Linked DNA regions of Mus musculus: regions 2, 3 and 4 are each linked to region 1. The links are chromatin loops, found by intact Hi-C in ENCODE. Cell type or tissue: left cerebral cortex. All regions are shown on one strand. Links, peaks and the distances in the headings refer to the core of each region. The heading gives the core; the rest is flanking DNA. Region 1 has its middle 10 kb from the start of Gm52879. Region 2 overlaps Tspan9 (tetraspanin 9). Region 3 holds the start of Tspan9 (tetraspanin 9). Region 4 has its middle 38 kb from the start of 9330102E08Rik.

What was found. Hi-C counts contacts between places; a loop is a spot of excess contacts. Peaks named below come from ENCODE experiments on the same cell type or tissue, not always from the same donor. Only the 100,000 strongest peaks of a DNase experiment are listed, where the experiment ranks them.
Region 2: it touches region 1 in a loop (8-fold over the local background); 24 of 42 quality-filtered maps call a loop at or near these places.
Region 3: a loop joins it to region 1, with 6 times the contacts of the local background. A loop is called at or near these places in 17 of 42 quality-filtered maps.
Region 4: it touches region 1 in a loop (7-fold over the local background); 16 of 42 quality-filtered maps call a loop at or near these places.

Annotation. Positions count from the first base shown.
Region 1 is chr6:128,088,634-128,094,137 of GRCm38, reverse strand. It overlaps a transcript of Tspan9 not described here. Among named protein-coding and RNA genes, the nearest start is that of Gm52879, 10 kb to the left of the region's middle. In left cerebral cortex, for the core only: CTCF peaks have their summits at 2,227 and 2,432 (motif pointing right); DNase peaks (open chromatin) are centred at 2,489 and 4,165; H3K27ac peaks cover 760 bases.
Region 2 is chr6:127,967,450-127,972,953 of GRCm38, reverse strand. The region is part of intron 1 of Tspan9 (tetraspanin 9); the gene reads left to right. Among named protein-coding and RNA genes, the nearest start is that of Gm15870, 25 kb to the right of the region's middle. In left cerebral cortex, for the core only: a CTCF peak has its summit at 2,650 (motif pointing left); a DNase peak (open chromatin) is centred at 2,636.
Region 3 is chr6:128,029,642-128,035,145 of GRCm38, reverse strand. Tspan9 (tetraspanin 9) reads left to right here and starts at 84. Exons shown (of 7, transcript NM_001379136.1): 1 at 84-980. The coding sequence starts at 645. In left cerebral cortex, for the core only: CTCF peaks have their summits at 515 and 2,706; DNase peaks (open chromatin) are centred at 387, 1,106, 1,756 and 2,600; H3K4me3 peaks cover 1,570 bases; H3K27ac peaks cover 823 bases.
Region 4 is chr6:128,142,724-128,148,227 of GRCm38, reverse strand. It overlaps a transcript of Tspan9 not described here. Among named protein-coding and RNA genes, the nearest start is that of 9330102E08Rik, 38 kb to the left of the region's middle. In left cerebral cortex, for the core only: CTCF peaks have their summits at 2,267 and 4,283 (motif pointing right); DNase peaks (open chromatin) are centred at 2,265, 4,388 and 4,646; H3K4me3 peaks cover 1,146 bases; H3K27ac peaks cover 790 bases.

The sequences.
Region 1 (5,504 bases), core at 15-5,014:
CTTTTCTCTTGACCCAGTTCCGTGTCGCTTCCCAGTCCACGCACACCTCTCCAGACTAGCTCCCAGCCCCTGGGCGGGTCTCCAGCGAGCCTGGGCCGGCAGCCCAAGTTGGGTATCCCACTTTTGGCCACTGGGAATGCTTCTTTGACCCTTCTGGCCCCTTTGTTGGGTTCTTCTGACTGGGGGCTGGTCCTCTACTGCCCCCTCAGCCACTCTTCAGGGTCTTCTTCATCCCACTGGCTGTAGGCTCTTAGCCTTGTCCCGTTTGGCGGTTACTCCTTCCACACAGGTTCTCATGAGGACCCTGGATGCTGGCACAGGGCAGTGATAGATCCACTAGGTAATTACTAGCTCCAGCCTGAATGCCCCTGTCCCCCTGTAGGATTGTCCTGAGAGGCCCAGGCAGAGCCACATGTGCTTCCAGAGCCAGCAGCTGTTTCCTCTGAGTTTCCTAAACCACCTCACTATCCCCTCACCCCTTCCTGTCACTCTGTGTACATGGTGGGTCCCCCCGCCCCAGTCCACAGGTTTATGGTTTCAGGCCTATTTTTGACCATAGAATCAAAGCTGACCCCCTCCCCATGGAGGAATTCTTGGCAGGAGTACGCAGATGGAAGAGGTATTTTGGGGCTCTGAGGGTTTATTCCGAAGCCCCTTCACCATCTGCCGATGACAGAGACTCTACCCACCATGCTCTCTTCCTCTGAGGCCTGTCCCCACCCCCCTTCTTCAGACCTAGCTGCCTCAACAGGCCCCTTCCACCAGGGTAGGGTTGAGGCAGTGACACCCGGTACTCAATTTACTTAAAAAGCCACGTGGCTGTTACAGGAAAAATTCCCTGCTGTGAAAGATTTGCTAGCACCCGGGCCAGATTGGAGAGCCTCCATTCCCCGTGTAGTCTCCAATCATAGCGCCCTTCTGTGGGAGGTCACACGGGAAACTTGGTATGGATTGGGGATCTTCATCTCTCATCTCAGTGCCAAAAAGGCCACTTGAGAGTATGTGGTTGGGGGGTAGCTTCGTGAGAATAACTTGCTGGAGAGGAGGGGAGAGGAGAGGAGGCAGAACTGAAGGCTACCTGCTGAGTATCTATCATGATAGAAGAGTGCCACTGGCCAGCCACCCTGGTCAGTTCACTGGCTCTGCAGTATAGAACTGTCCTGGGTTGTAGTTTCCTCAGCTACCAATGGCATTAACTCTGCCATTGTGAGAGGTGATCCTTGGAGCTACTCCCAAAAGGTGTCACATGAGGTTGGCCACCCTGACCTTGTTGGAGGTCAAGCTCCAGGCAAGTGCTTTCCTTTTTGTGCGAGCCAGTATTGACCTTGAGTCTCCATCCCCCATGCTGTGGCTAACCCAGAGCTAAACAAGTCACAGTGTTAAAAATAGCCTCACCCTCACTTACATGTCCAGCGTGCTGCTTCTGCGGCGTGGATGGGTGATAGACCGACACTGTCTTCCCAGTTACCAAGTTACCAGTTACTGACATCTTAGTGTAGGTTAATCTTGTAGATATTTTGGCCTCAGAAGGACCCATGTAATGATCCTTTGTTGTACCAATGGGGGCATGTTAAGGTTTTCGGGAGGAAGGAACTTACCAGGCATTTGACAGACATCAGGGGTGAACCGAAGCATGCGCTCAGATCACACTATGTCTGTCTTGCCTCTTGGATGGGCAATACAGCCCAGGGTTCCGGAGGGCCCACTGTTTCTCTCAGGATAGCTGCTTTAGAGTTGACAGTCGCTCAGGTTTCAAGGCCCACAAGCAAACTGGAAGCTAGATGGCCTTCTATAAGACAAGAAGGAAGGAGGCCTTGGGACAGTAGCAGCTAGAGCTCTTTTGAGTCCTCAGTCTTCCAAGGTTGGAAGTAGGGTCTCTGAGGTGTAGGCCGAACTATGAGGCCAGCTGCCTAACAGGAGGGCGACCGCTAGTGAACACGAAGAAGTAGAGAAGATGGATGGGTGAGCCAGTGACTGGTGCCCAGGGCGGAAGGATGAGGGAGGTGGTGTGTGACATGGAAGAGACAGTGATGCTGGCACAGATGGGGGAAGGAGGGGCTGCATGAAGACAAGTGCGCAGCCTGGGGGCCCCTGGCTGTGGCAAGTGACAGGAAGAACAGCTGAAAGGAACCAGAGGAGGAGAGGAGGAAAGGCCACCCAGGACAGTAGGCATGGTCAGGACTGACATCATGCTTTGCTGCCTGCCGATTCAGGCCAATCGCCATTCCAGCCTTTCTGCCCTTTCTCCTAAGCCCTTGGATGGACATCTGGCAGGTCTTCTGTTTTGTGAGGGTGTTGCACTTTTTTTTTTATCTGGCACTCACGACTCCTGTGTGGGTTCTACTTGTGGTCACCTAGTCTCAGTCTGGACTTGTTGGGGAGGGGGATATAGCCCCTGAGACTTCTTGGTGGCCTTGTTGTGGTGCCTGCTCTTCCATGTGCTGGCCACTAGATGGCAGCAGGAAACCTGTTGGTTTTTTCCAGCAGGTTGTTTTACTCAGTCTAGCTTTCCTGGCCATGTGGCCCTCTGCCTCAGTCTCAAATCACATTTGTCACAGGTTCTTAGATGGTTCTGAGGCAAGGCTGAGTGAGATGAAGCCGCATCAGTCTACTTTTGAGAAGTGGCTGTCTCAGGACACTGTCACAGGCTTGGAGGTGGCCTTTCAGCACCCTACCTGTGGCCAAACACCCTTTGTAGGGTGTTCCTGCTGTAGACTACACTCTAGCTGTGCGTTGCAGGGCTGTGTGGGGCCCAGAAGCAGAGAACTGGGCTCTGAGGAAACTGAGACTGCCCACCTCCACCTCAGCTTGGCAGCCTGTGTGGTTGGTGCCAGACATGGAGGGAGGGGTCATGCCTAGGGCAGGACTAGCCTGGGAAGAGCAGTGCTGTAAGATCAAGGACAGAGCTTTCCTGCAGCAGGGACATACAGCACTAGCAAACTCCCTGGAAGCTCAGCTTGAGTCCAGAAGTGGGCGGAGTCTGCCGATTTCATGGCCCATCTACTCCCAGCAACCCCTGGGTGTAGTCCCCCATCCCACAGCTGGTCATAGCCACGTGTAGCCTTAGATCTCTGCAGGGTAGTCCCACAGGATGCCAAGCCACACCCCATTTCAGGTTCAGTCTTCAGTGCTCTGAGTGTTGTTTCTGGGTCTGCAGTTTTTGTCTGGCGTCAGGGCTCATATGTCTTTCCTACAGTTTTGTGTCAAGGACTGGGCTGTCCTCTTGAGACCCATGGCGTGAACTGGAGTCTCAGAGAGGTCAAGGGTATTTTCAACGTTTCCAAGATAAAACGCTGAACTGGCCATTGATCCGGAGGCTGGGACATTTTTTATTCTTCCTGTAATGATCAGCTTTGCACGTGGCGGGGTTAGTGGGTGAAAGAGAAATTCTCCCAGGATGCCAGAAATGGGGACACGATCTGTCACCACCCCCACCTACTACCTCTAAGTACCCTATTAGTCTGTACCCCAAACATAGCCAGGGATGGGACCCTAGTTGTTCTATGGAGATACCAGGTGGCCCCAGCTGCCAGAGCCTTCCGCTGGTTAGTGATGCTATGTAGGCATCTGGTAGGGGATGAGAGTGTTTGGTGGTGTGCCTTGCACTTCTAACTGGCCTATCGAGCTAGTGTTGCTGCCCAGACCCTACCCATGGTAGTTGCTCTCTCTGGGACCCCATTCTAGGTGGCCTCCCCGTGTGGAAGCACTGTCCACGATGGGGGCAATGGTGGCATGACTTCATGTCAGTGCCCTCTGCTGGGTATTTTTGAGGTTCCAGGCTGGGGTGGGGGTCCTAGGTCCTTGTGTAGGCGTGCCTACTTTATCAGCGGTCCTCCATCTGTGTGACAGGCTCAGTAAGGAGGTCCTTGTACAGTCCTTTTCCCTACCAGTATACACCTTCGAATCCCAGGTTATGTCCTGACCTCCTGATGTCCTGGCTCCCAGCCCCTTCTTTTTGCTTCTCGGCTCTGCCTGCAGCCGGCTTTGTCACAGACACCTTCCACTGCCCTCCACAGGCTTTGTGCTGGTGTCTGTGTCCACCCAGGGCCTACCTGCATGTGGGGCTCAGCGGAGTACCGCCATGTGCTCCCATTTCAAAGGCTTCTGCTTCCCTCCCTCCCAGCCAGCCAGCCAGCCAGCTTGGCTGCGTTAGGCCTCCTTCCAAGCCTCCAACATCCTGCTTGGCTTGTGTCCCCCCAACTCCAGCTGCAGCTTCCCTGTTGTGCTTCTGGCAGAAGGCGTGCTGGTGTGTGTGTGTGTGTGTGTGTGTGTGTGTGTAGGGGGGGGGGTTCCTTCCCCTTGGCTTCTTTTCTCCCTATTACATCAGCTTACAGCCAAATACCCCTGGGGTCTGGTAAGGGAGGGTTTTTCATTAATTTTTTTTCCAATGGAAATAATTCCACTACTTGTCAGAGGGAGTTTTGCATGCATTTCCTTAGTGGGGTTGGCTTCCTACCCCCTTTTTTTCCCAGCCTCATAGATGTTCTTGAAGTGGGCAGCTTTCTTCCCTTAGCTGAGCTGGGCTGTGCTGGGCTGGTGAGGAGGGGAGTTTGGGTCTCTGAGCCCAACTTTAGGTATCTGGGTCCTGACTGTACTGCTCACTGGCTGTGTGACTTTCAGGATAGCGCTTGACCTCTCCAGGCCTCTCGGTCCTTCGTTTATCCTGTGTTGGTGGTGAAGGGTAGTTCTTGCTGGTTCTCTGGCTTCTGGCTTTGGTATTGTGATTGTATCGGATTGGCTCTTGTTCCAGGGTCTAGTGCTGCAAGAGGCCCCGGAGATCCACACCCTCTGTGCTCAGGAGGCGATGGAGCCTAGGGCTTGGCTAAGAGTGAGCAGGTCTCTAGCTGGTTCTTCCTGACCACGTCCGGGATCCCTGAGTGGGAAGAAGCCCTCTACCTCTGTTGTAGCCAGCAGACCTCCTCCTGGCCTCTCCCCTCTGTTCCTTCTTCTCTTTGCCTCCCTTTCTCCTACCCTGCTCCCCATGTCTCACCCTGGCTGATGGCTCTGAGTCACCAGCACCATAGGTGGGTAGGTCCTGGCCACTGCCCTGTCCTGCTCTTCTCTACTCTCACTGGACTCTCAGCTCAGCACCAAGTCTGGCTGCTGCTGACCTGAGAGGGGAGCCCCTCTAGGCCCTTAGGCCCAGAGTTAAGCCCACCCCCTCCTGCCCAGGGCCCACATCTGGCCAAGGGCTCAGTTTTCCCAGCTGTAAATTGCCTCCTGCTGCCCCCTTGGTATCTTCTCAGGTTTCAGCTTCATGGTCCTTGTTCTTTGTGTGGGGGTGGGGAGTGTCTAGGGAAGGAAGAAGGTTCAGCATGCTGTTCTCTCTGCATGTGTGAGGTTGAGGAGAGAAGCCTTGGCTCAGGTGTTGGGTGAGCTGGCATTTTTTTTTTTTTTTTTAAATCAGGTAGCAGAGCAGCAGCCTGTTTGAGTTAGATTCCATGGGCGCTCCCAAGAGGCCAGCCTTAGTGTACGGTGTCTCTATGGTGGTGGGAGTGTCTTCT
Region 2 (5,504 bases), core at 140-5,139, 120 kb after region 1:
GTGAAGGGCTGGGTGGGTGGAGGTGATATGGAGTCTGACTAGATGGGGATAGAGTACCCAGACATGGGTGAATTTGGAGCAGCCGTGGCCCTGGAGAAATGGGTGCCTGTGTGGATGTCCTACCTGGGGGCAGAAATATGCGTTAACTTGACCAGTCAGTCAGTATAGCCAACCTGAAGATGAGATGTGGGCGGTTAGTATGTGGCTAGCAGTGAGGGGAGTTTGGTTGCAGGGCTAGCTTGGCCTGTCCACATTACTTTGGGGGCCTCCGTTTACCTGCTAGGCATGTGCTGGGTAAGTTCCTTGGAGACGAAGAAGCCTGAGACAGGCTGATAGACTCGTGTCGTCTAGGGAGCCTGCACCTTTCCTTTTGCAGGCCTAGGACAAGGTCCAGATGGCTGCAGTGCATGGACAAGGCTGGGGTGCCATTCTCGACCACGAAGACGTATCGTGAACAGGGCAGACCAACGTCCCAGCCTTGATGGGCTGGGTGCAGACATTAGGTTAGGGGTTTGTCTTATCAAGTTCGCATGTCGGTTTCTAAATGAAACTTTTGAAAGGCCCTTGGTTGAGTGAGCTAACAGAGGAAGCTTCTAGCTTAGGAGCCACCTTAGCTTGCCCTTGCTTAGAGACAGGTTCCAACCAGGACTGGACAACGTGAAGGAACTGAAGACCCCACTTGGTTGGTGCTTATACTGGCTGAATCCTGATACTCCTGAGTCACTCTGCCTCACCCCAGATTCTCCAGTCTCCGGTTCTATGGTCATCTCGGCTGAGACAACCCTCTGGTTTTAGAAGGGAATTTTCTCGAATGCCACCTACTAAGCTCTCTGGCATCCAGCTTTGGCTGAGCTGCCATGGCCTTATGCTTCCTGAATGGTCCCCACCATGGGAATAGGGGTGGTTCCTGCCCTCCTCCTGCCTCACCCTGGCCCCGGTATTCAGAATTTAGAGCTGGTTTCCTGTCTTCATGTCCCAACTGCCCAGGGCAGGCCTTGTTCCTCAACCCCACAGTAAACCTGTGTCAGAGGTCACCTCCTCTCTCTTGCCCACAGCCGTCTACTAGATGTGAGCTCTGGCCAGACCTAGCCTGAAGTCTCCCAGAGAGGCTGTGCCATCTTACCATCCTTTTCAGGGGCACCAGGGAGAATGGGAGTGCTCTCCCTAGCAGCAGTGTTCTTAAGGAATTAAGGGGCACCTGGCCTGCAGGGGGGCTCAAGACAGGGTTTTCAGCCTCTTTGGTATCAGGAGCTAAATAGTTCTCTGTGGTAATTTATTTTGAGCACTGTAGCTTGTTCAACAGTGTCCCTTGGCCTCTGTGTTCTACATGCCAAAAGCATTTTCCCTCTGCTCTCCCACTTCAGTTGTGACAATGGAGGTGTCTCCAGGTGTCCCCAGCAAGCAGGAACTCTCCTCTCTGAGATCCACGGGTCTAGGGGGCAGAGGCAGCATTCCTGAAGCTTGGCTTGGCCTGGGTTAGAAGTGAACAGATCAGAGGTCCAATCCAAACCACAGTTTAAAGAGGATCTGGCCTCGGGGAACTACACAAGACCTACGTGAGGACGGAGACCTTTTGAAAAAGGGCTCCAGCAGCTTTCTATAGGGTAAACTGAAAAGCAGGTCCAGGAGAGACAGACAGGTCTAGTGTGGCTGGGGGCAGGATGTCTGGGTGTCTATTACTGGCAGGCAGGTCTCCTAGGGAGTAGCAGACAGAGAAGGAGTAGCACCTGAAGCTACAGAGTGGGCTTTCATCCCAGCCTGGCAGTGTCTTTCAGGTCTCCCTAGGAAACCGAAGTCCCACTCTTTGTTTTCTTCTTGCCTGGAGCCTCAGGTGGGGCTGGGTCACGCAGTAGAACGTTTATGTCAACAGGAGACCTCCGCTCCCCAACCCCAAGGACATGGGTCACATTATGCATGCCTGTGGCACAGCAGGTTGCCCGAGAGAGCTAAAGGGGGCCCAGTGGGGATGGGAATGGATCTGGGGGCTTTGGAAGGAGACTGTCCAGGAGTCTGGCTCCCCTTCTTATGCTGGGACTGCCTGGATCTCAGCCCTCAGTACCTCAGGTGGGAAGTAAGATGAGACCTGAGTGTGGGGATTCAGGCTCCAAAGCCAATGCCTGCAAAGCCTAAAGACCGTGTTGAATGTCATGGGGTGTGAAGTCAGAGAACCAATTGGGAGAAACATGGCCCTGGGCGGGGGGGGGGGGGGGGGGCTCTGAACTGCTGAAGTTTCCCATGGACATTCTCAGGGTCACCACAGGAGCTCCCCAAGAATAGAGGGGACCCAGCAGACCTGTTTCTGATGAGCGGGATGGAGAAGACTCTGCCCTATAGGTGCCCTGGAGGCCAGCATCAGCAGCAGGATGGTGGGGCATCTTACAGCCCCAGGAGTCCCCAGGCCAGGCTCCTCCATCCCAAACGAATACCTGCCCTGGAGGGTATTCAGTTACTCATTCTAGGGTCCGATTTATAGAGCCATAAATCTTTGGTTCAAAATCATGAAATTTCCAGGGTATGATTAATGAAAGAAAAATTGAGACGGCAGCTCAGATTGAAGAAAGACTGGGTGACAGGCTGGATGCAAGTTTAGGGCATCACGGGCCAACCCAACACTCTTCTGAACCAGACTGGAGCGCCACCTAGTGGTCACAGAAGGCATTCACGCACGCCCATTCCTGCTGCAAGGTTTTGAGGTGATAGTGTCTCCCTCTGATCCTCAACATGGTCTCATTGAGGTCACTCTGGTGCAGAAGCCATTATGTGCTTCTGGTCCCCGTCAGCTCTTCAAAAAGCTCTATGTCTTAGAAATAGTGTGTGTGTGTGTGTGTGTTTGTGTGTGTGTGTAGTCTGGGCCATTCTGTTTTCCCATTTATCAGGATTCTCTTCAGTCCTCAAACCCAGCTCACTCTGAACACTGCCTGTGTCCCATGGGAACCATGTCTCATCGCTCCTGCATACTCACCTGATGTGTGGCCACCAGCTCTTCCCTAGTCACCGCAGGAGTCCCTGCTTGTGCTCTGTGCTCACTGCCTCTTGTCCTCAGTGGCCTCTTTGGGGAATAGCAGCTGTGATGCCTGTCAGAAGCATCTGTTATCTCGTGTCACATTCAGCCCTGAGGCAGAACACCCACGTCTTCCTACTACCTTCAAGGTCCTGTTCTATCTGTCCCCTGGCTGCGATCCCTCTTTTATCTTCTGTCTACCACATCCCACTGCGGTCATTCTGTGGCTGTCACATAGCGGCTTGTCCCTCCTTGGTGGACAGGCATGGTCCTAACTTGAGGCCTCTTAACTTGATGTATCCTTTTCGGAAGCATTCTTGCTTCTTTATATGGACACTCGATCATTTCATTTATCTGTGCCTGTATTGGTCATATGTGTGTGAGATCATGAGAATCTCCTTTCTGTCTAGGCAGGACTTTGGCCAGGGCTGGTCACTGCTTCCTCCTGGCCCTGGCATTTGATGGCCGTGTGCCTGGTTAGAGTCTGTAGGCTGTATGAGCGAAGGAAATGCAGATCCTAGAAGCCGATGCCCCTTCCCCTCACCCTGGGGGTTAATGAGTGTAGAATTCCCTGCAGTGCATGTTTCTTCCCTGCTCCCATGCTGTCCTCATTATACATAGCTCTGGCTGTCCTGGAACTCACTCTGTAGACTGGCTGGTCTTGAACTCACCAAGATCCTCCTACTTCTGCCTCCCAAGTGCTGGGATTAAAGACGTGAACCACCACTGCCAAAGTAGGATTTATTAGAGTCGTTTACAGACTGTGGTCCAACAATTACAACAATAGCCATCTCCTCTAAGAATCCAGTAGTTGTTCAGTCCACGAGTCTGGCTGTCTCAGCTGATTTTTCGTATATACCAGAATCCAGAAGAAACAAGCTCTAATGGCAGTGAAGGCATGCCTGCAATAGCGAGGGCAAGCAAGCAAAGAGCAAGCACTTACTTCTTCTATGTCCTTATATAGCTATGTAGCTGCCACCAGAAGGTGTGGCCCAGATCTAAGGTGGATCTTTTCACCTCAAAAGATCTAGATTCAGGGCGGGTCTTCCCACTTCAAATAATTCAGTAAAGAAAAATCCCTCACAGGTATACCCAGCCTCTTGAGTTTGAGTTAATTTTTGATGTGGTCACATTGACAGCCAAGAAGAAGAGCCATCATATTACTCCATGGAGAGGGATCTGCACCCTGGAGTGTGTGAGGTCACAAAGCCAGGGCAGGCAGAGCAGAGGAGAAGCCCACACCTGTGACTCTCGAGTCCTTACTTTTTCACTCTGTATGGAAAATTCTTCCACTTCAGGCCTCCCTCATGTCCACCTATCCTTTGGTGATTGCTCCCTCCAACTGGTGACTCTGACCAGGATAGTGATGGCCTCTTCTAAACTCTTGCAACCATTATTTGGAGCCATTGCATCCTGGTAGATGCTGCGTTTTTATTGCCCCCGTTCAGCTGGAATGGAGGCCCCTGGAAGGCAGGTCTCTAATGTGGCTGTAGCTTTTCTGGCACAGAACACTGTGTGTTGTCGGTACTCAATACATATTGGCTGACTGATGGATTGGCTCCACAGACTCAGCACGCTCCCAAGGAGCTGGGGTGGGAGTGGGGAGAGCAGAGAGTGTCAGCTCAATGGAGCATCAAACCGTGCGGGCGGGGAGGTTTGCAGCTGTGAGTGGGGTGTTCTCCTAGCCAGTGCTGCTGGCTTTAGTTATAGCTCAGGGGGCGCTGGTGGAGAGGGTCAGTTTACAGGCCCACTCGTTCTATGGATGGTGAGGTGTGTTAATTCTTATTGCTTTGATGAAATACCTGACAAAGGCAACTTCCAGAGAGTTTTTGTTTTTGTTTTTGGGGATTTTTGTGGTTCACAGTTTGAGGGGACAGCCCATGGGGCTGGAGAAGGTATGGCAGCAGGAGCTTGGAGAGAGCTGTTTACATTCTACCTTAGGGAACACAGAGACGCTCGCTCTCCACTCCTTTCTCAGCGTATTAACCCAAGGGATGGCGTTGCCCCCATTTAGGCTGGGTCTTCCTGACCCAATAAGGGCTTTCTGGAAACAGCTGCATAGATACACACAGAGGTGTGTTTCTATGGTGGCACCCACCAAGATGCCAATGAAGATGCCACCAACACAGGAGGACAGTGTGGCCTCCTATGTCCTGCCCCTTAGCCAGTCCATGAGCACCTTTTATCCCTTTACCCATGGACTTGCTTTCCAGACTTCAGAAAACAGGGGTTACGTGACCCTTCTGTTCAGGGTAGTGGGAAACACCCACTGAGGTTTTGGCTTTGAGAGCCAGTGACCTGGGTTCTCCCCCGTAGACCAACCAGTCATACCCAGACCCAGCCTCCCTTCTGAGCATGGGGTCCTCTCTGCCCAGAGGAGTAACCTGACACACATTTGTGTAGTTTTCTGGTTTCCCCCTTCGTCTCACTGAACACTGAAGTTGATCTTCAGAGAGACCTCATGAGGTATATGAAGCTGCCTCGTCCCATTTACTGTAGGGGA
Region 3 (5,504 bases), core at 385-5,384, 59 kb after region 1:
CAGACCTTGAGCCCATTGGTCGGATGCAAAGCAGGGGGCGGGGCCCAGAGCCCGGGGAAGGGGCTCTAGGCGATTTCAGAGTCGAGAGTCAGGGCTGGAATTTCGCAGGGCAAGCCCAGCGGTTGCAGCTGCAGCGGATCCGAGGCTCTCTGCCCGCGGCGCACCCGGGCAGCCCAGGGCCGGCAGCGGCTCCGCAAAGTCGCGGAGCAAGGGAGGCCGAGCGCCCGCAAAGTGGTGGGGCTCCGGGTTGGAAGAGGCGTGCCTGCGGAGCTTGGATCCCAGCGCCCTTTCGCCTCGAGTGCTGCGTCCGGTCGGTGGTGCAGCCGCCCGGGAAAGAGCAGTCAAATTGCAGCCTCCCTAAAGAAGCCTAGTTACGCAGGCGAGCCGGCTCCCCAAGCGTGCTTATAACAGTGCCGCAGAGCCCTCCCGGGCCAGCGGGCTAAGGCTGGGAGCGGGGCGCCGTCCCAGAGGCAGTGAACCCCCGGCAGTTGGTTGCTCCGCTATTGCTCGCGGGTGCAGAGAGGGGGCGTGCGAAGCTCCAACAGCCAGCTTGCTCAGAACCCGTGCCCGACCGGGGTGCCCCCTCCGTCCCACTCTGGGAGCAATGCCCCCCGCCCCTCGTGCCCCCCGGGAACGAGGCGAGCATGGAGAAGTCGAGTAGCGAGGATTCTTCGATCCACCGGAGTCCATCTTTGGACAGCAAGGACTCGGACTTTGCCAAGCCGTCCACCTCTGGCCGCCCGTTCGGCCGCGGCTTCACGGCTGGCGCCTTCTACGGCACCGCGGGTTCGCGGGGTCAGAGCCGCACGGAGGCCGGCATTAAGACTGACAAGTACAATGCACCCAAAGGCAGCAAGTACGTGGTGTTTTACCTGGACCTGTCCTTTGTGTTCCTCCTAGAATTTAAGAAGTGCAACATGGCCAGGGGCTGTCTCTGCTGCTTGAAGTACACGATGTTCCTCTTCAATTTGATATTCTGGGTAAGTCCTTACTGTTGAGTCTTCCGTTGCTCCTTCTCCTTGCTTTCCACCCTAGGAATATCTTCTACTTCCTCCTCGCTCTACCTTATCTGCCCAAAGGTAAGTGCTTTTAAAAATTGAAGGCACCCTCCCACTCCCTGCATCTTTCTGTTCCCTTTTCCCTCTTCTCCATGGCTGAATGGAGGCTTCAACTTGTCAGTCTTCCAGGAGAGACACGTTCTGCTCCCAGGAAGCTGGAAAGTTTGCCACTGCTTCCTTCTCCCAAAAAAAAGGCACACTGAAGTACCTGCACCAGGGAACCTGCATCATGGGTGTGGGTCAGACGGCACAGCTGTGCCCCTGGGTTGGTGGGGGGCCGTGAGGATGGTTTCTGAGTTTCTTCTATTGCTCCTGGAGGCAGGAGGCCAGTCTGTAGCATTGTGGGGGTGGGGTGGGGGTGTGGAGGTCACAGTCCCCTGCTCATTTACATGGTTCCCAGGAAGAGGAGGAAGCAGCCATACACGATGAGGGACAGGCTGCTGCTTTTGAGGGATTGCTGTGGGCTGGGCAGCCAGCACTTGGCCAGGCCACTCTTTCCCAGGCTCCAGGAGCCTCCAGGATGAGCAAAAAGGACAAAGGGAGATGATTTTTCTAGAGAAAGTGTCAATGGATGGGCTGGCTTGGGAATATCGTCTGTCTCATGTGTGACGCTGGTGACTGTGTGCACAAGTACTTACGAGTTACACAAACTGGATGAAAACTTAATTCATCTCTGCTTCTTTCGTCCTCACTACTGCCTGCCTCCGTCTTTCTTCACCAGAGCTCAGACTACTCAGCACAGATGTTTGGCTCATCCCCAGGCTCCGTCCTGCCACTGGCTGGAGGCCGTCAGCTGCCAAGCATGGTCCAGGAGGAGCCTGGGGGCAGGAGAAAGACATCTCAGCGAGGCTGCATGGCAGTAGTGTGCATCTCCTGTGGAGTGATCCACTTTTAAGAAAAACTTTGGGGGGGTGTATGTGGAGGGGGCCACTTTTCTGGAGAAGGGGAAGGAAGCTCTAGGCTTCGAAGGAAGAAGTGTGAGTCTCCTCTGCCTTCTGTTCTTTGTTAGAGTTTTGTGTGACCTTGAGTGACTCATGCGCCCCTTAAGATTGGGGCTTCTTCTCCATCCAGGCTGTTAGGATGGATGGTCTTCACGGCCCTTACTGCCTTAGCTCTGTGATAGCCTGGGGGTCAAGGAGGCACCTGAGTGCATGGTTTCTTCCCCTATGAGACGGGTCTGAGATGAAGTGGGTGTTTCCATACTCCCGGATGGGATAGTGGGGGTGGGGAGGGGGAGGGGCACTGTGATGATTAGGGTTACCTGTCACGTGGTTGGAGTTGTAGGAAAGCTGGGTCAGAGACTCTGATTCTCTGGTGACGAGAACCATTGGAATGTTAAGAATTACTCTGTCACCGTCTTGTAGCCAGTGCCTTATGCTCTCTCCATTCCTTTGCCAGGATCTGTATCTGCCAAGTACTTGTGTGCGTTTCCCTGGTGTCTCGGTCGACACCAGTGCTGTCATGTTTGCTGTCTGCTCCAACCTTCTCTTTCCTCTTTCATAGTTTCATTCTACCTTTTTGGTTTGCCCCACTGCACATATATTAATTATATGAAGACTCTGTGGGCGTAGATATTTAGAGCCTTTTGACCAGTGACTCGCCCAGCAGCCTGGGCTCCTGGCCATTCTCATCTCGCCGCCTGCTGGCTGAAGTTGGTATAACTGCTTGTGGTGCCTTCTGAATGATTCTAGCTTGGTTTGGGGCAGGGGACCTGTAATATGTTTATAATCAACCAAATGGAGTGAATCACAGTGTGGTGTTACTTGGTCAGGATCCCCAGGTCCCACGTAATGGGGAAGAGAAGTTAGATAGCAAAGCTGCTGATAATAAGGGCCTTCTAGCACCTCAAGCCCTGGTGTGAGGAGTGATTTTATCTTTTCTACAAACATGGCAGCACTTTGTTGACACACATGCCCTTTCCAGTGTGAGGTTAGAAGTTAAAGATCTTACTACCTGCTCCTAATTAGAACTCCCCTGGAAGAGAAGAGAGATGCACTATCCCACTCCCCGACACCCTAATTAATATTTTCAGAATTCTGATGACAAATCACAAACTAGGGCAAGTTGAGTTTCAAAGACACATTTCTTAAATGCCACTACCACATGAGATGCAGAAGTGAGGTGCGGATCTTAGGAAGGATGGGGAATCTAGCAGAAGAGGAATGGTTCCCCATGTACTTGCCAGTGCTTTCTGGGAATTGGAGGGATGTGGGGATGGTGAGTCCTCATGCTGGACTCAGGTGAGGACCTTCTCCAGGCAGGTGCTTCTCAGCTTGATGTAGGGTGGAGCAGGTGAAAATGCTGAAGGAGAGGAGACAGTGTGGTAGGGAGGATGTGCAAGGTTCCTAGGAGGACTTCCTGGGAGGACTCTGATGCTCTGTTGCACAGTGAGTGGGGAGCACAGGAGGAAATGAAGACAGTGGAGGGAGGGAGGGGTCAAACTCAGCCTACTGAGATCAGGAGTTAGGGCATGTAGCCATCACATTTTACTGTCGTGGTCCAGAGAGGCTTTTTCTGAGTCCTGGAGTTGAACTTGACTCTAGTCAGGATCCAGAGCCTGCTGGTCATCTCCCAGACACAGTACCACACCTCCTATATGATGGAGCCTCTGGGGGAGTCCTGGTTCAGTGTGGTTCTGGTGGGCTCACGCTGCAGCCCCCTTGGCTGCCTGCTTCACCACTGGGTGGAACTTTGAGTGCAGTGGCATTGGTGAGGGTCTGGTGACATCACTCTGGGCAGGACTGAGTGGAGCTGGGCTGTTCTTGCTCCTCCCTCTTACGAAGAAAGGGGCAGGTGCCTCTCGGGCTGCTGGGTGCCTGCCTGCTGGTGGGGGTCCAGGTCTGTTCCTGGCATGCTGGCTTCAGTCAGACAGTTCTAGCCTGGTAGGCAGCCCAGTGCACCAGAGGAGCTGGGGGCACCCAGGAGGGCAGCTTTTCTTGGGGCCTGACATAGATGGAGAGAATGAAGCGGGATCTGTGGCCATCCTTGTTTCACGGTCCCTTCCACCCCACCCCATCCCCACCCTGATTCTCAGGGCCACAGAGAATTTTGGCTTCTTAATGGTCAGGAATAGGAGGCTGTAGTCTACACAATTTTCAGCCCATGTACCTCTGGATCCTATCAGGAGTGCCTGGAAGAATATTCCAAGCAGAGATTAAGTGAATATCCTGGAGTGCTTTTGCTAAGGGGAAGGGGATGGTGGTGGTGGGGGTGCGGGTGGGGGTAGGGATACAAGATGCATCTCTTTGTGCCGGAGCCACATGACTTTTTCTCTGGCCAGCAAATCCTGATCTCAGCCCAGTTCCTCCCAATGTGAATCCAGTTGAATCCAGTTCTGTCTGAGATGGAGGGGGCTGGGGCAGACGGGTACCCTAACTGCCACTCTGGATACGTCGTTTCTCTTGCTTGCCAGCAGAGCTGTCCTATCACTTTAAGTCATGGCTGGCAGAGCAGGGATACCCTGGCTCCCTTGGAAGCCTATTCCTTGTGGATTGCTCCTTTTTAAAAAGGCCAATTAGTAGCAGAGGAGACAGTGTTGAGTGTGTCTGCTAGAGCAAGGGAAAGGAAGACATAGAGCTACCACAGGTTGAGTGCCAGGGGGCGTTTCCTGGTGAATCTTCCTGAATGTCAGGCTCCTCTTGTTTTCTGTCTTTGGGCGTAGGTGGCCAGGGCAGGCCTCTCCACTACCTTAGCCACACATGGTCCATATCAGCATGGCCACACCATAAGTGCCTTTGTGGGCTCTAGACTAAGATCTGTGTACGGTGAATTAAGGAAACCTATAGTGCTATAGCGAATCTGTGGGGTACCTTTTGGCTTGAGGGATTCTAGAAGGCAGTCAGGTTGGGCCTTGGCCTCAGCTCATCTCTCCATGCAGGAGATGCAGGCGAAGCAGGCAGCACGGGGTGGGGGACACGGTTAGGGATTTCCCATAGTGCTGGAAGTGAGGGATGGTTCCCCAGGAGGCTGCTTACAAGCAGATCTTTGGATATGGGGTGGGGTCAGGTCTGGCTGCTGAGGTCATCTTGCTGATGAAGCACCTGGCAGATACGCTGAGAGACCCTTGGAACCTGGCTGTGAAGGAATGCCAGCCCTGTGTTCATTTCCAAAGCATTAAAAATTAAACTTCCTGGTCTTAATATCTATTTTTAAATCATGTCAGAGCCAGCAATTGCTGTCAATCAGGAAGGCCCAAGGAGGAGGAGGAGGAGGAGGAGGGGAGAGTTAGAAAAATCCCCAGTTGAAATAGTAAGAGCTCTGGAAGCCCCAGTCCTACCCAGCCCAGCCAGGCCTGGCCCCAGCAAACCTAGCAAACACCAGCCGGCCTCTACCTCCGAGTAACACTCTGGCTGCTCTTACCTCCTGGGCTTGGCTGCCCTTGGCTGAACTTGGCAGCAGGCTTTCTATGGCTTAGTAGGGTATTGGGTCCCAGTTGGGTCCATTCAC
Region 4 (5,504 bases), core at 85-5,084, 54 kb before region 1:
TTTTCTACATATAGGGTTGCAGACCCCATTCAGCTCCTTGGGTGCTTTCTCTAGCTTCTCCATTGGGGGTCCTGTGTTCCATCTTATAGATGACTGTGAGCATCCACTTCTGTATTTGCCAGGCACTGGCATAGCCTCATATGAGACAGCTATAACAGGGTCCCTTCAGCAAAATCTTGCTGGCATATGCAATAGTGTCTGGGTTTGGTGGATGATTATGGGATGGCTCCCCGGGTAGGGTAGTCTCTGGATAGTCCATCCTTTTGTCTTAGCTCCAAACTTTGTCTCTGTAACTCCTTTCATGGGTGTTTTGTTCCCAATCTAAAGAGGAACGAAGTATCCACCCATTGGTCTTCTCTCTTCTTGATTTTCTTGTGTTTTGCAAATTGTATCTTGGGTGTTCTATGTTTCTAGGCTAATATCCACTTATCTGTGAGTGCATATCTAATGACTTCTTTTGTGGTTGGGTTACCTCACTAAGGATGATATCCTCCAGATACATCCATTTGTCCAACAATTCCATAAATCCATTGTTTTTAATAGCTGAGTAGTACTCCATTGTGTAAATGTACCACATTTTCTGTATCCACTCCTCTGTTGAGGGACATCTTTGAGCAGTCTTTTTATACGTGCTCTCCAGGGTAGAATCTGAGGTGTGAGTTTTAAACTATGTCACTGCCCTCAATGAGCAGAGACTAACATTCTATAGTTGCTCAATGAGAAAACTGATGGTAAACATGGCTAATGTGTCCATCACTATTGTACTTATTGATTTCAAGCAACCATTAGGATTTCACAGTTGCTAGCCACATGCTCTGCTGGTGAGTGCCCGCATGCATGTCCTCCCCCTGTCCCCTCCCCTCACAGATAGTTACCATGTGCTTCTTCATGCTCTGCACCACAGGAGAGGAATGCCCACAGCATTGCTTCACCGGAAGGTCTCCTGCAGGGGAGCTCTGCTTTCCTTGACTTCTGGGATTCCTGTTGTGGTTTGAGGAATGCCTTTCTCTCTTTACACAGTCCATGCTGACCCAGACACAGAATCTGCTTTTCTTCAGGCAGGTCTAATCAAGACCTTATAAAACTCACCCTAAACCTGTCTCTACTTGAGAGGCACTCCTTCTGTGGGTGCGGGCCCATTTTTGGTCACATACATGCATATACATGCTGATAGAATTGCTGATCGTCGCATACATGTATATACATGCTGATAGGATTACTGGTAGTCATTATGCTCAATGATTAATCTTTTTCTGTGTTTTACATTCCCCACTCCCACAATACATCTGAGGCTAGGCAGGAGTTGGCACACCCCAATATGAAAAAGACACTAGTTGGAGGTGGAGTTGGCAGACTGAAGTTCAGTTCCTGTTTTTGTAAATAAAGTTTTATTGGGACACAGTCATGTTCATTTATTTTTGTACAGTTATGGTTTTTGTACAATTTGTTCTGCATGAGTGGGACAGAGAATGTATACCTACAGAGCCAGAAGTATTTACTCTCTGGGCCTTTATGTTTGCCAGTCTTTGATTCAGTGCATGTTTTATTTTGTTCTCTGTTCATTTGCTTTTGTTTGTGAGAGAGGGAGTTGCTATGCAGCTCCAACTGCCTGCTAATGAATGTTTTGCAATTGTTTTATCTATGATCAATGAAATGGGCACAGTTGCCAGATTCAGCGATTAAAGAGCAAAGTTATTTGTTTGTTTGTATTGGGGACTGAATCAAAGGCCTTGGTGCATGCGAAGCATGTGGTCTACTCAGAGCTACATTTCCCAGCCAACACCAGTAACACCTAAAACAAAGACTTGTTACTCCTCCTCCATCATCATCATCATCATCATCATCATCATCCTCTCCCCCCGCCCCACCCCCCAGGTCAGTGTGGTGTCTTTTCCTATTCTTTTCCATCTTCTTTGTTGAGTTAGGGTCTGGAGTTTGCCCCACTGTCTAGTGAGTCCCCACTATCCTCCTGTCAGAGCTCCTTACTGGGGGATTACCAACGGACGTATTACGTTCAGGTCCTCATACTTAGTAAAACATTTTATCAATTAAGTCACCTCCCCGGCCTCCTCGCTTAGTCTTTGTTGCCGTTTGAATGGCCTGAGAGGAATTCCCTGGCTTTCTGAGGCTCAATCTCCCTTTCTATAGAATGATGGGATGGTAGAGGTTGTTGTGGAGACAGTGGTGGCACACAAGCTCTTGGTAGATGTTAGCTGTCACAGTCTACAGGAAACTCAGTGTCCTTGCAGGACCAATTCTTCCCATGAGGTGGCACCATCCATCAGCCACTGTCCCTTGACTTGGGGCGGCTGGCTGCAAATGTACTTTTTGCTTATTATCATTTTTGATTTGGTATGGTAATTTTAAGGGGATAAACCAACTTTCTATCTTACGAAACTCTGGGAGACCCAGAAAAGCCAGAAATATCATTGGCATTCGGGGCTGGGAGGAGCTGTTCCGAGTATCGCCTGTGGTCATAGTTAAAGTGGCATATAATTTATTGTGCAAATTAGGGTATCCTGAGAGCAAAAGCAGAATTATTAAAAGCCATGCCAGGGCAAGAGCAGTGGATGTAATGTGCCCCCAGAACTTGGATGAACTTCCTGTATGTGTATCTAGCTCAATATACAGTTATCCTTCACTGTTTCTGAAACATAGTGGAATTCTTCAGAAGCCTGGTACCCATGGGTTTTGGAGTTCTTTCTCCAAAAGCTTCACTGTAAGGTTTATTTGCGTTTTCCCTTCAGTGGACACAATCACAGCATGCTTACCACACAGCTCATAGGTCACTTTGCTTCTTTGTGCTGAATAATTAATTCCTTTTCCTTCAGCGTTTCCAATAGCATTTTCCTGAAGCTATGAGCTCTACAGGCTCCCAGCTCTCTCTGTGCCTGGCTGTGTCAAAGTGAGTTGGGCTACCTGGCTTACGACTGAGGAGAGATATCTCAAGGTTCTCGTAATTCCAAGATGTCAGATCTGCTCATGTTCCTTTCAAGTGAGGTGTGTGTGTGTGTGTGTAGGGGTGGAATTAGCATTCACCCAATCCATTTTCATTATCTTAGACAATCCTCACATGTCCTAAACTTGGAGGGGTGCTATTGGTGTGAGGAGCCCATGGCCTAGAGCCCACGGCCTAGAAGAGGCAGGCAGGATCAGACACATGTGGCTCTGAATCTGGGAGTTTGCACCTTAGCAGGCTGCTTTGTCTGATTCCATCACCAGGCCTCTTCTCTGTACCCCCTCAACTGCAAAGTAGGCAGAGCTGATCCCTCGTAGTGCTGCCGGTGGGGGTCACCCTGGCAAGATTTCATCCCAGGGATTGGGTGTGAATGAGACTCTGAAGGAAGAGAGGAGACCATTTCTCTCTGTGGGAAATGAGAGTTCTAGGGGCTGGATTATGGGTTAAGTCTAACAGAAACAAGCAAGACCATGTGAGGTAACCCAGGAGAGAAGTGGAAACAGCCAGGTAGCTGGAGAATACAGGGGTGAGCCTTGCGATTTAAACACTTTATCTCAAGCTGGATTTGGTGGCCTGTGCTCACAGTCCCAGCCCCTCAGGAGGCCATTTGAGCAACATAGCCAGCGACTATCAAAGCAAAGCAAAGAAAGAAAAAGTTGTCTTCCACTGGGCATGGTGGGATGTCTTTAATCCTTGCACCTAGGAAGGAAGCAAAGGCAGAAAGAGCTCTGTGAATTGGAGGTCAGCATGGGTGATCCACTCAGTGAGGTCCTGGCTAGCCTGGTCTACATAGTGAGTTTCAGGCCAGCCAGAGCTACACGGTGAGATCTGTCTCAAAACATTCTTCTTCTGCTGAGATTTCAGTGCACTTATGAGAACAGAAAACTTTCTATGACAATACGAACAGAGAGGCGAGAGTTTTAGGGTCCACTTCAGAAACAAGTTTAGATGAGGTGTTTATATGAATCTATGCCTGCAGGAAGGTAGGCCAGAGATGAATCTCCTGCTTCCGCTCGGTCCCTCCCTCGAGTGTCCTTCGCTAACCCTTGGAGTCTCTAGCTCAAGTGGAGGTAGCCGCTCCTCCAACAGGGTATCTTAGGGCAGTTATCTAACTCACACCCGCGTGGTCAACATCTCAAATAGTCCTCCCGAAATACCAGGCAAGTATTTCTTAGGTGCGGGGTGAGGATGGTGAGGCCCGAAGACGGACACGAGCCGGAAAGCTGAGACCCTGGTTCGGCAGCCTTGGGGTAGCTTGTGTGAGTGCCCAGCCCACGAGTTCCACCTTTCAGGCCCTGCCCTCCCTCGGTCCAGCCCCAGGAGGGGGCGGGGCCGTCAGATAGTCGCAGGCGACTGGCGCAGTAGTGCCACCTTGGGAGAACAGGAGAACAGGGAATCGGGGTGCAGAGGGAGGTTCCTAGAACCCCGAGAGGAAAACAGCACCGTACTCCCTCCAGTGCTTACGCGGGACACATGGCCATTGTGGAGGGGGCTCCCCTGAGGCCTTCGCCTCTTTCAATCGTCTTTGCTTTGCCTCTGGCAGCCGGGTCCTCCCACAGCTCGGACGCCTGGTCCCCATTCTGTCCGCCCCTCCCACCCCGCCCCTTACTGGTCCCGCCCCCGTGCAGCCAGACCCCCGCCCCGCCGCCCGGTGAGGCCCCACCCCCTCCGCCTGCCGGCCCCGCCCCCCGTTTCCGCTGGCCGCCGCGGTGCGGGAGGGAGCGGAGCCGGGGCGCCACACCGAGTCCAAGCGCGGTGAGTGCGGCCCGGGCGGGCTGGCGACTCGGGGCTCCGGGGCGCGCGAAGTTGCTGGGGTTCAGCGCGGCGCAGGCGGGGCCCGGCCTCGATCGGATTCCTAGCAGGGTGGGAGTCTGGGGGCGCCCGGGGAGGCGGAACTCCCCGGGGTGGGGGAGGTAGGAGGGTGGGTCGAGGGAGGGGTGACAGAGGAGGGGCGGGAAGGGGCCGGGACGTGAGGGGCTTGTCACCGCGCCCCCCAGGCTCTTGGTGAGGGTCAGCGAGGTCTCAGGAATGTGGGGCTGCAGGGCTGTGGACCTCAGCCGCCTTATTCCCCAGCCCAGGGATGGGAGACCCTAGATGCCACAGGAAGGGAGATCCCCCCCGGAGCCGTCAGGGATCTCGTAGACCGGCTGGAGACGGTTCACCCAGGGCCGCAGACACGGTCTGGGCCTGTCTACAGACCCATTGAACCCCCCAGCTATTCCTCAGGCTACTGCTGGCCGAGAGGCTCTTAGAGTGACAGGGCTTTGGCACACCCCTCGATCTGCGATGTAGCCCATCTGTGCGCTCAAGTTTGGGCCTTTAAAAAAACTTTCATGTGGTTGAAAAAAAAAAGTCTAAACAAGCAACAGCTTGTGACAGCGGCAATTGTAGCCGTGCATCATGGACCAGAGTTTTCCTTCGCTTCTGTCTATTATGAAGGATACTGATCTCTTTAGCATCTTTCTCCAGATGACTGGAGAAGTTGGCAGTTGGTGTAGTAAGCTCTCCGCAAAGCTGGAATGATCTTGCCTCTTCACACCGTGGG